Regions from separate parts of the Mus musculus genome. Here region 1 is linked to region 2. A link is a contact called in ENCODE Hi-C or POLR2A ChIA-PET data. All regions are on one chromosome and are shown on one strand. Each heading gives the region's core, a stretch centred on a gene start or an enhancer-like site at or near the end of the contact. The rest is flanking DNA. Distances are from core to core; before and after follow the strand shown.

The links. A loop is a pair of places that touch in the nucleus more often than their neighbours do. ChIA-PET counts read pairs that join two places held with the same protein, here RNA polymerase II (POLR2A).
Region 1: a loop to region 2 is called in a map of heart, with 6 times the contacts of the local background. The contact joins the promoter of Ppp1r9b here to the enhancer-like site in region 2. A Hi-C loop is called at or near these places in 2 of 37 maps with a recorded cell type or tissue (gastrocnemius and heart). POLR2A ChIA-PET finds 5 or more read pairs at or near these places in 4 of 5 experiments (Patski and embryonic stem cell).

Annotation. Positions count from the first base shown.
Region 1 is chr11:94,987,312-94,993,426 of GRCm38, forward strand. Ppp1r9b (protein phosphatase 1, regulatory subunit 9B) reads left to right here and starts at 3,901. Exons shown (of 10, transcript NM_172261.3): 1 at 3,901-5,607. The coding sequence starts at 4,237.
Region 2 is chr11:94,953,579-94,959,700 of GRCm38, forward strand. No RefSeq gene overlaps it. Among named protein-coding and RNA genes, the nearest start is that of Hils1, 11 kb to the right of the region's middle. Within about 2 kb of position 4,687, at least 2 of the 3 ENCODE cell types and tissues checked have a DNase peak (open chromatin) inside an H3K27ac peak, as active enhancers do; they include gastrocnemius and heart, where a contact is called at or near this core.

The DNA of each region.
Region 1 (6,115 bases), core at 2,651-5,150, 33 kb after region 2:
TCCTTTAGCTTGGAAGTGGCAGCTTGAGGGGGGAGGGGGGGGTCTGTTCAAACAAAAATGGCCTGATTTCAAAGCCCCGTTCCAGCCTGTGCCTCACAGGAAGTAGGAGACACCCAGGGTCATCCATGGTCAGAAGATTTCAGACATTCAGGTTGAACGTGTTAGGAACTGAGGAATCCAAAATAACTAGCCCAAGGTCATGGAGCAAATGGGAGGAGCTAGGACTCAATTCAGACCTGCAGAACCCTAGCTGGGACTTGTGTGAGCCGGTGTTGCTCACTCCTTCCTGTTCCCAGGGACTCTAACTCCTCACCACCACCCCACCCCGGCACCACCACGCTGGGTGCTGGGTGAGCTCTCCTATTTGGAAATGTGGGTACACAAGCATAGCTTCACCGTGGATCCCAGAACTAGCTCAAGGCCCTAGGCAACAAAGGGGAAGAACTGGGGTGAACATTATTGAGGAGCCATAGAACAGCCAGAGGGCAGGATCTAGATCAGAGTCTTCACAGTGGCCAGGAAACAAACAAACAAACAAACAAAAACTGCTTTCAGAAGTTCTCTCAAAGGCCCAGGGCTGGGAAGAGCAGTCAGCCTTGGCACCCAGCCCATGCCTGAGCCCAGGGTGCTGAAGGCTGGGACTTATCGCACATCAGACTCTCTCCACCCATCTTCATCAGCATCTTTGCTGTTACACCTGCCATTTAAAGCAGGCAAGCCTCCAGGCATGTCATCAAAGAGCGCCTTCTGAGAGGGGCCATCCTGAGAAACAAGGGCGTTCAGGCCGGGAGAGGGCGGATAATCATTGCCTGTTGCAGTTTCTATTTCTTAGCCATTGCCCGGGAGACTTCTCCTTCCTCTACACAGGGTCATACGTTTCTGGGCTGCTGGCACCTCTCGCAGGCCTCAGTTTATCCCCTGGAAGCACTGAGGAGATACACGACTTCTGCCAGGTCACCCAGATAATAAGTGGTATAGCCAAGATCCTGGCCCGACTTTGGGGACCACTCCCCTCTCCTCTCTATACGGGACAAAGGAATGGCAGAAAGTTCCATCCCAAGACCACCAGGTACATTGGCGATGGCATCAACAGATTTCCTCTACCTGGGCCCCCGGGGAAACCAGAAGGTTCAAATTATCCTGAGATGCTAAACAGTCAAGAATCAGTGAACTTACAGCCCGAGGAATGAAAGTTTACCTCAGACAGGCAGGGACAGGATGGAGGTGACACCCCGTGCCCCACCCATCTCTTAGGCAGATTGGGTCGTGCCTGATTCCAAGGAAAGAGTGATGGTTAAAGCGGTTACCACTCAGCTCCCTTAAACGCTTCTTCAGAAGTTCCGGCTTGGGTGCTGCTCAGCTCCATCTAGGAGCCCAGGAAAAAATAATCTCCACTCATTAGCGGCAGCCACCCAAGCTCCACACTCACCGTACTTTCTCACATCCCAAAGCCCTTAAAGGAGTTTTACTCTGAGAAATCACTGAACAAGGGAGACCTGAGGGTACCTTTAAATCCAGTCCATCCTAAATTTCTGCCAAGGGTGTTGGGAAAGGGACTAACAGCTGGTTCCCAACCCCTCCTCCCACCTGGCCAGGAGTGTGGGTACAGACCCCTTGGGCTGGGGCCAGTGAAAAATGACTCACCACAAAGGGTGTGGGAGATTCTGGGCAGAACACCCAGGGCCCTGGGCCCTCCACCAAGTCCACAGAGGAACTCTAAGAACACTGCTCAGATTCCCAACTGGCAATGGGGTGAGCAGAAGGGCATCGCCCAACCACTGCAGAGGGAGCTGGGGATGTAAAACAGTTGCTAAAATGCTTGCTGAGCAAGAAGGAAGCCCTCGGTTGGAGTAACTGCTCAAGCCTGTAATTCCAGCACTCAGGAGGTGGCGGCAGTTGGATCAGAAAAGTTCAAGGTCATCCTTGACTAAGTATTTAGTTCGAAGCCAGCACAGGATACTGCAGGCCCTTTCTCAAAAAACAAGCCACTGACTGCCGTAGCCGGGTTAGGGTGAAGGGCTCAAGCCCCAGACTTGAATTTGAGAACATGTCCTAAAGCTTGTTCATGAAAGATGGGTCAGGAGGGGAGACGGAACCTGGATGGCTTCTTTACCCTGCACAGATCCCCAAACGCAGAACTGGGGAGGGGTAAGTCTCCTGCCCACTGTGCAAAAATGCAGGGGGCATCCGAAAGCCTGAGATTTGGGTTCATCTCCGGCTCCAGATGAGAGCCAAAAAATCTTCCCTCTCCTGGCACACTACTCTAGGGAGCCAGTCCAGTGGTTCTTGGCTCCTCCCCATCCCAATCTTCAGGGTTCCCAGGCGGTTTCCCCACGTCCCATCCCCCCCATGCACAGAGCTCTTTCGCACGTGCCATGGGTTAGTGTCCCACAAAACCCACACACGGAGAACGGAAGGGTAGAGGGTTCCCTCTATGAGCTGGGCCAGGCCAACCGGAGAGAGTGAGAAAACGGGAAGAGGAGGAAGAGGATGGAGGGGAAGAGGGCGGGGGAGGAGGCAGAGGCCGCAGGAAGGCCTGAGATGCAGGAAGCAGCTGGGGAGAGGGGGGAGGCTTTGTGCCTGAGTTGTTTTCTGGGTCCTAGTGTCCACCCTGTTCAGTTCCTGGGAATCTACCAACGACTGGAGGAGCTACACATCTAGACCTGACTGAATATTGGACGGATCCTCACTGCTAGATTGGGGAAGGATAACGGGCATAACAAGGCCCCTTGTTGTGTATGTGAGGAATGAAGGAGCTCTAAAGAAGCTGAGTTTTCAAGGTGGGATTTGTAGGGTACACACACACACAAACACGCTTGCACACAAGTGACCAGAATCCTCTAAGTCTGAGACCCAACGTAGAACTCTCAATAGGGAAACTTTAGCCCTGGGACTCTAGAATCATTCCTTCCAACCTCCCCCAACACCTTACAAACCTTCCTGTTTCAGAGATCTTTTCTGGCAGGTTATGAAGGCCAGGATTCTATACCTCTCCCCAAAGGGGTAGGTGAACAACGTCATTTTAAGACTTCCCAAGGCAAAAAAGCATCTTTGGTAATCTCCTGCCATATGGGTGATGTAACCCCCAACCCTGTCCCTTTCTTCATTTCTCCTCCGGACAGAGCACCACAAAGATTGCTGGGCCCAAGTTTTACATTCTGAAAGATGAAAAAAAAAAAATTCCTATGGGGAATTGTTAAAATGAAGAATCCCAGGTTCCGCCTCTGAGATTCCCCTTCACCTTTGGGAAGGAGCTAGAAATTATGTACTTTGATCTAGCACCCAAAAGTTTTGTTGCTGGTACCCCTGAACACTCTAAGGACCTTTAGAGAAATGATTAAGGGCCCTCCCCACAGAACCCCTTCACTTTGTGGGAGGAGAAGGCCAGTTCCTGCTGTGGCTGGATGGCTCCCCGCCCCCAGGGTTAAATGAGGGGACGCCTAAGTGGATTGTGAAAAGCCGAGTTTGGGATGGGAGGGCTGAAGAAGAATAGCCAAGGTCGGTGAAGCTGCGGAAGGCTGTCCGCCAACTATGAGTAGGAGAGACCAGGCGACAGGGTGGAAGGGAAGGGGAGGGCTCACAGGCTCCGGCCCCGGAAATCCGATCCCTTTAGGACCCAGTGGTACCAGTCCCCCAGCGGCGGCGGCGAGAAGGGCAGCCGCTCGGTCTCCGGCAGCCGCGGTTCGGGCAGAGCTAGAGAAAGACCGAGGCTCGGGGCGCGGGGGGGAGGGAGGGAGGGAGGGAGGCGCGGCGGAGCGGCCCGGGTCAGCGGAGCAGCCACGGGCGCGGGGATGCCGGGCACCCCGAGAGCCAAGGCCCCCGGCCGGAGTAGGGGGCGCCTGCGCCGCCAGCGCCGCTGACACCGCCTCGGAGGATGTGAGCCGGTGCCGTGGCCGCTGCTTCGCGGGCTGGGCGCGCGGTCCCAGCAGCTCCAGCCAGCCTCCGCTTCTTCAATTTGGGTGGGGGCGACCGCACCAGGCCGCTAGAGCTTTCGAAGGGGGCTGGCTGTCTTTGGCAGCTTGGTTGGGGGAGGCGACCCACACAGGGCGCTCGGAGATTTTTTTTTTTTAAAGCAGGGTTAACTGTTTTTTGGCAGCTTGGTTTCTGGGGGACTCTATAGAAGGCCTTTCGGGATTTCTTTCTTTGGGGGGAGGGGGCGGTGGTCCCGACTTGGCCAGCCGCCTGCTGGAGGGGGGCAGCGGGGAGCAGGGGGATGCGAACCCGGCTCCCCCAACCATGATGAAGACGGAGCCTCGGGGGCCCGGGGGTCCCCTCCGGAGCGCCTCCCCGCACCGCAGCGCCTACGAAGCGGGCATCCAGGCACTAAAGCCTCCCGATGCACCCGGGCCCGACGAGGCACCCAAGGCGGCCCACCATAAGAAATATGGCTCCAACGTCCACCGCATCAAAAGTATGTTCCTGCAGATGGGCACCACCGCGGGGCCGCCGGGTGAGGCAGGCGGAGGCGCAGGCATGGCCGAGGCCCCACGGGCGTCCGATCGCGGGGTGCGCCTGTCCCTGCCGCGGGCCAGCAGCCTGAACGAGAACGTAGACCACAGTGCCCTGCTCAAGCTGGGCACCAGTGTGTCGGAGCGCGTGAGCCGCTTCGACTCCAAGCCCGCGCCCTCGGCGCAGCCCGCTCCTCCGCCGCACCCGCCGTCCCGGCTGCAGGAGACGCGGAAGCTGTTCGAACGGAGCGTCCCCGCGGCCTCGGGTGGCGACAAGGAGGCCGTGGCGCGGCGGCTGCTGAGGCAGGAGCGCGCCGGCCTGCAGGACCGGAAGCTGGACGTCGTGGTGCGCTTTAACGGCAGCACCGAGGCGCTGGACAAGCTGGATGCTGACGCCGTGTCGCCGACGGTCAGCCAGCTCAGTGCGGTCTTCGAGAAAGCCGACTCGAGGACCGGCCTTCACCGTGCACCCGGCCCCCCTCGGGCAGCCGGGGCGCCCCAGGTCAACTCGAAGCTGGTCACTAAGCGGTCCCGGGTGTTCCAGCCACCGCCGCCGCCTCCCGCCCCGTCGGGGGATGGCGCGACCGAGAAGGAGCGTGGCCCCGGAGGGCAGCAGCCCCCACAGCACCGGGTGGCCCCTGCCCGACCTCCGCCTAAGCCGCGGGAGGTGCGCAAGATCAAGCCGGTGGAGGTTGAAGAAAGTGGGGAGTCTGAGGCCGAGTCGGCTCCCGGGGAAGTGATCCAGGCCGAGGTGACGGTCCATGCAGCCTTGGAGAATGGCAGCACCCCGGCCACCACAGCCAGCCCTGCACCCGAGGAACCCAAGGCCGAAGCGGTCCCCGAGGAGGAGGCGGCGGCGTCAGTGGCGACGCTAGAGAGGGGGGTGGACAATGGCCGGGCCCCGGACATGGCACCTGAGGAGGTGGATGAATCCAAGAAGGAGGACTTCTCGGAAGCGGACTTGGTGGATGTGAGCGCCTACAGTGGACTCGGGGAGGACTCTGGGGGCAGTGCCCTGGAGGAGGACGATGAAGAAGACGAAGAGGACGGGGAGCCCCCCTATGAGCCGGAGTCAGGGTGTGTGGAGATTCCCGGGCTCTCAGAGGAAGAGGACCCGGCCCCGAGCCGGAAGATCCATTTCAGCACCGCACCGATCCAAGTGAGTGACCCCCCTTGGGCCCCCCGAGCTGCCCTTGCCACGTGCGTGTGGTCGCTCCCGCCCAGACATCCGTGTTTGGCAGGCTGAGTCAGCCCCTGCCACCCAGCCGGGTTCCCAGAAGTTCCCACAATGAGGGAGGCGTGGGGGAACTTCCAGCTGTTTGTCAGAGTGGGAAGGTTTTCAGGTCTGTGATTGTGAAGGTAGCCTGCTGCGACCTGCCCTCAGGTTCCTAACCCCGCCCAGCATCCCTCCCTACTCCACGCCTACTCTGGGACACCTGCTCTCTCTTCCTCCCCCAGACATTCTTTCTTCCAGAAGCTGCCAGAGGCTGGGACTTGGCTGCCCTGAAGGGGTGTGGGACATGTCCTGGGGATACTGTTCCTACACATGTGCTGTCAGGAAGAGAAAGGTGGGGAGCTTAGGGACGCTTCCTGCTTCTGGATGTGTGAGGCTTGGCTCTGTCTGGGGTGACAGAGGGGAGCTAGGAACTTCCCCAAACAAAGATACA
Region 2 (6,122 bases), core at 3,437-5,936:
TGGTCACACATGGAGGGGTAGCTGGCCTCTCCCCACCTCTAGCCCAAAGAAACCATAATTTAGTATAGAAGGGGCCTTCTAATGCTGGGGTGTCACAAGGAGGATGAGAATTTCTTGGGTCACCCTTGATCTCACCAGAGAGAGGTGCCCAGCCCTCAAGGAACTCTCCCCGGGGGATCTTAGAGAGCTGTGGTGGAACTTCCGGGGTGTCACCAGAAAGGACAGGACCCCACATCACAGAGGTGCCCGGGACGATAGCATGCTGGCTCGGTACAGGGAGCCCGTGGAATTGTTCCCCCCTTCTTCCTGCCCCCTTCTTTCCTTTTCCTTTATCCCCAAAACTTTTTGCTTTTTCTTCTTCCTTTTCCCTCTCTCCCTCTGTCCATCTGAGAACCTGAGGCCCTAGAGGGATGGTAACTAATTGTCCCCCACATCTCAGAGAATGGGGACGGTGACATAGTAGAAGGCCCGAGAATCCAGCAGGCAGAAGTCTGGGGTGAACCAGACAGTAGACATAAGGACACAGATGACCCCTTTCACTCGGGGAGACAGGTCTCAAATTTGAAAGGAAGGAACAGGCCATTTGTAGCTTCCCTCTCTTGTGCTACCAGTCTACTGTGGCACCCATAGGACACGTTCATATGGTCACGGAGTATCCAAGACTATTAATGATGGCCTTTAATAATTTATTATTAGCACTTTGCATGAGGACAACGTGAAAGGAAAATTTATCTAGAGAGGAAAAGAAGTTAGGGAATGTAAAGATCTATTCAGACACAAATTATCCAAACTCCTGTAGTACTGATAGACCCACTGATTGACACGTTGATTGGGTAAAACCTTTCTTCCCAGGCATCACCAGTCTTGGGACTCTTCCTGGCTAGACCCTATCTCCTCCCATCCTCACAGGGTCCATCCTTCTGAACTCAGCATCCGAGCTGTACCTGGCCACTGCTCGCTTGTCTGAACTTACTGTCTCCTCCACGAGCCCCCATCTGTCATACCAGACAAAGGGTGTGACTGTAATTTCTACACATATAACCCTCCTTCTCATTTTATTTCCCTCCGTATTCCTGGCATAATGTCCCCTCTCTCTACTGACTAATCCCTCATCCTCCAAGGGCAGGTTTCCTCCCCTCTTCCCTAACCAAGCCCTCTGAGGTCCCAACACACCATCAGCCCATTAGCCGGTATGTTATTACCAGGCTCCCGTGGTCATGGTCCACTATGTTCTTTTCAGGCCTGACAATTCTGTGCAGGGCTGGGCACAGTCTCCATAGGTACCAGGGAGAGGCAAGATGGTGAGAGAGGTCCTCCGGAGGATATAAGTACAGAGCTGTGGAAAGGTGAGGGTGAAGGTGAGAGGAAGAACAAACAAACTAGCCAAGAAAGGGAGCAAATGACAGCTTCCTGGCGTGACAGGTAGTCAAGCACTTGAAATGTGTCTCCCCGTGATAAAGGACAGTAGTCCTAACTTGTACTACTGCAATCATTAATTAATTAATTAATTAATTAATAGCTACAAATGGGCTGAAGGAAACAGAACTCCAGACAAAGGAGCGAATAACTTCTCACTGTGCGCCTGAAAATCTATACATATACATACATGTACACACGTGGATATACACAAGGGCATGTGCACCTTGTGATAGGCCTTGTTTGCAGCACCCCGCAGCGGCTGTCACGTGGCATGGGCTGGTATGTGCTCTAAATGTGTGTATAGAACAGGGACGGAGACAACAAAGAGATCATTGTATCACACTCTGAACCCAAGCCCTCCTTTCCGCTGACATCATTGCTGCCTTAAATACAGATGCCAGGCCCTGTTTCCAAGACCCTCACTGTCCCCTGTGTGCTAACACAGCACCTACTCCCAGCTCTGCTCTATGACAGTCACCTTCGTTTTTTGTGGGGAAGAGTAGTCTCTTGGAGCTGATACTTCAGTGAAATCCAAGTGGAAAATCTACAGGGAAAGAAGACTTCATTTTGACTTTTTTTCTCTCTCTTGCTGTCCTTTTGGAATCCAAGTCCCTTTGGGGAGGGACCTGGAGCATGGTCATCTCCTGGATGGATTTGCTGTAACCTAAAGATGGTGGGTTTTCCCCTTTATTCAGCTTTTCAATCCTGTTTCTGTTTCTAGCTGTCTCCAAAACTCCCATAGACAGAGAGTTGCATGTGACCGGAGAGGAAAGGCTTCTAGCTGGAGCTTGGGGACCTTAGCGGTGTGAGGGAGGACAAGGGGAGTACCCACCCATGAGGGGAGGCACTCATTAAGGCACAGGAAGGCCTGGGTGGTAACGTGAGGGAGTGAATGGGAGCTGTGGGTGGCCCCGTGTGGGTGTCACAGTGGGGACCTGAGTGAATGTGTCTCTTTCTGTGCCCACTTACCTGTAAGCAAAGACATCTATGTCCACAGGCCCCTTCCGGTTTGGTGTGGCATAGGTGGGAGATCACAGCCTCTGGACATACAAGTCTTACAAGTTTATCCGTGCAGGCTGATGGGTTAAAGCTGAGCAGAGAGACACTTGGGAAAACCAGGAGGGGCTGGTGTGGAAGAAGACAAGCATCCCAAAGTCCCCCGCACTAGTGGGAATTCTCAGAGCTGGCGAGAGGCTGTTAGTGTGTTCCTCCTGAATGTGTGCTGCAAACTGAGCCAGGGCATTTGCACGGAGGAGGCAGGACCTGGGAAGAAGGTAGTCTTTCTGGGAGGGTGACTGATCCTTGTGCACATGGAGATCTCAACTCTTTACAGAGGATGTGCAAAGCCAGGCAGGGAGGGAGGGAAGCGAATTGGTACCCAAAGGTGCTGGAGCACTGGTGCTTCTCCCTGCCCAAAATGATAGGAGGAGCAGGGGCATGATGGCACACCTTGAATCCCAGTACTCCAGAGACAGAGGCAGGAGGATCTCTGTGAGCTCCAGGGCAGCCTGGTTTACATATCAAGTTCCAGAACAGCCAGGGGCTATATACAGAGAAATCCTGTCTCAAAAGAAGAAGAAGGAGAAGGAGGAGGAAGAGGAGGAGGAGAAGGAGGAGGAGGAGGAGAAAGTGCGCACAATGTGTGTGTGTGTGCATTCCTGTGCTCTTGTGTATGAGTGTGTGCCTGTGTGTGAGTGTATGTGTGTGTGTGTGGGGTGGGGGATGCACACACGTGCAATTTTAAAAAGTAGATTGTGGGAAACTCATGTTTTTCATTTTCTTTCTTTCTTTCTCTCTCCTTCTCTTTCTTCCTTTCTTTCTTTCTTCCTTTCTTTCCTTCATTTTCTGTGCATTGGTGTTTTGCCTGCATGTACGTCTTTGTGAAGGTGCAGGGTCCCCTGGAACCTAAGTTACAGTTGTGAGCTGCCATGTGGGTGCTGAGGATTGAACCCTGAGCCGTTTCTCCAGCCCCATATTTTTTATTTTCTAGCATCCATGTTTAGAAAGGGGGTTGGGGGGAGATGAGCTGCAGTGTAGCTCCGCTGGTACAGTGATTCCTAGTATGCACAATGCTTTGCGTTCAATCTCTATGCCACAGAAAAGATGGAGACCGGATCAAAGCCTGGGTTACATGAGACTCTATGTCAAAATAAATAAATAAATAAATAAAAATAAAAAGTGAGGTGAAACTAGTTTCATATCTTATTTAACCTAATACAATCTCAACCATTAAAACCATACACATTGCCGGGCAGTGGTGGCGCAAGCCTTTAATCCCAGCACTTGGGAGGCAGAGGCAGGCGGATTTCAGAGTTTGAGGCCAGCCTGGTCTACAGAGTGAGTTCCAGGACAGCCAGGGCTACACAGAGAAACCCTGTCTCGAAAAACCAAACCAAACAAACAAACAAACAAAAAACTATACACATCTCAGTTCGAACTAGCTGTATGTAGTTCTGGTGTTCACTCGTGACCAACAGCGTCCTTGCATTTAAGGAGTGCAAACTTTATCATTCCTTTCCATTCAGAAGGAAAAACAAAAATTTCTTGAGGCATTAGGGGAAGCAGAGCCCATTGGTCAGGATCTGACAGGTCAGAGAGACCCACACCCCTCTCGCCTGAGGAGGCTGTGTGGTACCCGGGATAATGCGGTGTCTAGGAAGTATTGGCATGCCTACCTTCATGGGTTCTCACTTCAGCCCTGAAGTAGGAATGACTCCGTTTGGGAGCAAACTAACTGTTGAGGTCGATACAGTGTGCCAGAACCATGTTTGGACCCTGCCTGGAGAGGTGTGGCCTTAGTGATTGAGGCCCGAAGTAGGTGGCCTCTGTATTGAAGAGACTGGACCATAGGGAGTGGTGCGGAAATGGCTGCAGGGTCCGGCTGCGCATGCGCATGCATAGTCTGTATTTAGAGTGAAGGTGGAGGCCGCTCATCAAGCCAATAATCAGGGCCATCATCTGGACTAAAAGTAGGGTGGAGTGAGTGCGGGGTGACACCACAGAAGGTGGGGGCTGGAAACAGCTGCCTACTCTGTGAGGGACTGTAGGAAGCCATCCTGATTACTCTTCCAGGAGAGGCTTCTGCCCAGTGAGTATGTCTGTGTCCTCCCTCTGTGCTGCTGGTCATCTGGGCGTTCACATGTGGATGCCCAGGCAGGGCTCAGTGTCTTCTGTAGTCACGCCATCCTCCCGGCTACTTGTCTGGGCCACTTCCTTTCAGGAAGGCAGCCAAGCCGGCTCCTGTGTGCTCTTTGGAACTGAGTTGGGAGGTAGAGGCTGCCAAGAGCCCAAGGCAAGGCCAGGAAGCAGAGGGAGGGAGGGAGGAGCTGACTTCTTATTCTCCCGCCCTCGACCAGGAAGGACATGCAGGGGACCAGACAGAGGTGAGAGGGGAGCCAGCAGCCCCCACCTTAAGGGTGCAGGGATCCAGTTGAAGCTAGCCTATGCCCCAGGACTGTGACACTGAGCTAGAGCTATGCCTGCCCATCAGCTGAAAGACCTGTGGGGGAGGGGGAGGAGGGAAGGGGAGGAGGAAGTAGCCAATGAGAAGCCAGAGGCATCTGTTTGTTCTGCAAAGAGCCCATCCCTCCAGCCATTACCTTGCCAGCACCCCACCTCCCGCCCCACCCTGCCAGCCTCTGTCAGCGCTTACCCAGTTCCATAATTAAGCAGCTAATGGGCTTCCAGTACCCAGAATAGGCAGAATGGGGTACAGATGATAGTGGTAAAGACTTACTTTTGACCACAGAGGAAGTGCAGCCTCCCTCAGAGCTCTGAGCAGGTTGATCTGAAGATAGTGAGTTATCTCAACTGATTGTTCAAAGTCAGTTCCAGATTGCATCCCTATTCTACACTCCACACCCCCCTTTCCTGTTACTGTACTTAACCAGCCGTTAAGATAGCACTTAAAAGGCTGCTCTTCTAGAGGGCCCGGGTTCAATTCCAGGCACCCCCAAGGCAGCTCACAGCTGTTTGTAACTCCAATCCCAGAGGATCTGGCACTTCTTTTGGCCTCTACAGGACATACATGCAGACCAAACACCCATACACATAAAAACTAAAAACAAACAAACAAACAAACAAACAAACAAACAAAAAATTGGATCTAGAGAGATGGTTTAGCCATTAAGAGCACTGGTTCTTCCAGAGGACCCAGGTTCGATTCCCAGCACCCACATGGCAGATCACAACTTTCAGTAACTCCAGTTCCAGGGCACCTAACAGCCACACACAGACATGCAGGCAAAGCAGCAGTGCACATAAAATAAAAACAAATAAATTAAAACAAGCAAACAAAAATAACTCTGAGCAGACACACAGACAACTATCCCTCAGGTATTCCCTCCAAACAGCCTTGCCTGCCATCTTCTGTGTGCAGGAGCTGTGTTGAACCTTAAGGGGTAGGTGTGGGGTGGGCTATTAGAGAGAGGGTAGGCAGAATCCTGAATCTAGTGCTGGCAGAAGACTTGCTGTTTCAGTTGTGAGCTTAGCCTTTAAGGGCTGAGCCATCTCAACAGCTCAGAAGACCTATAACCCATGAGCCCAGACAGCATCTCCTATCGGAGAGCCAAGAGGACTTTTGAAGGGACTCTGAAAAGCACAGGAGCAGAAGGGACAGGGAAGGTCAAATCTGGGGATATGTTTTAGAGCAGAGATCTAAAGGAAGTTGTGAAACCCTAGGAGAGTTTGAAGCCAGCCCAATC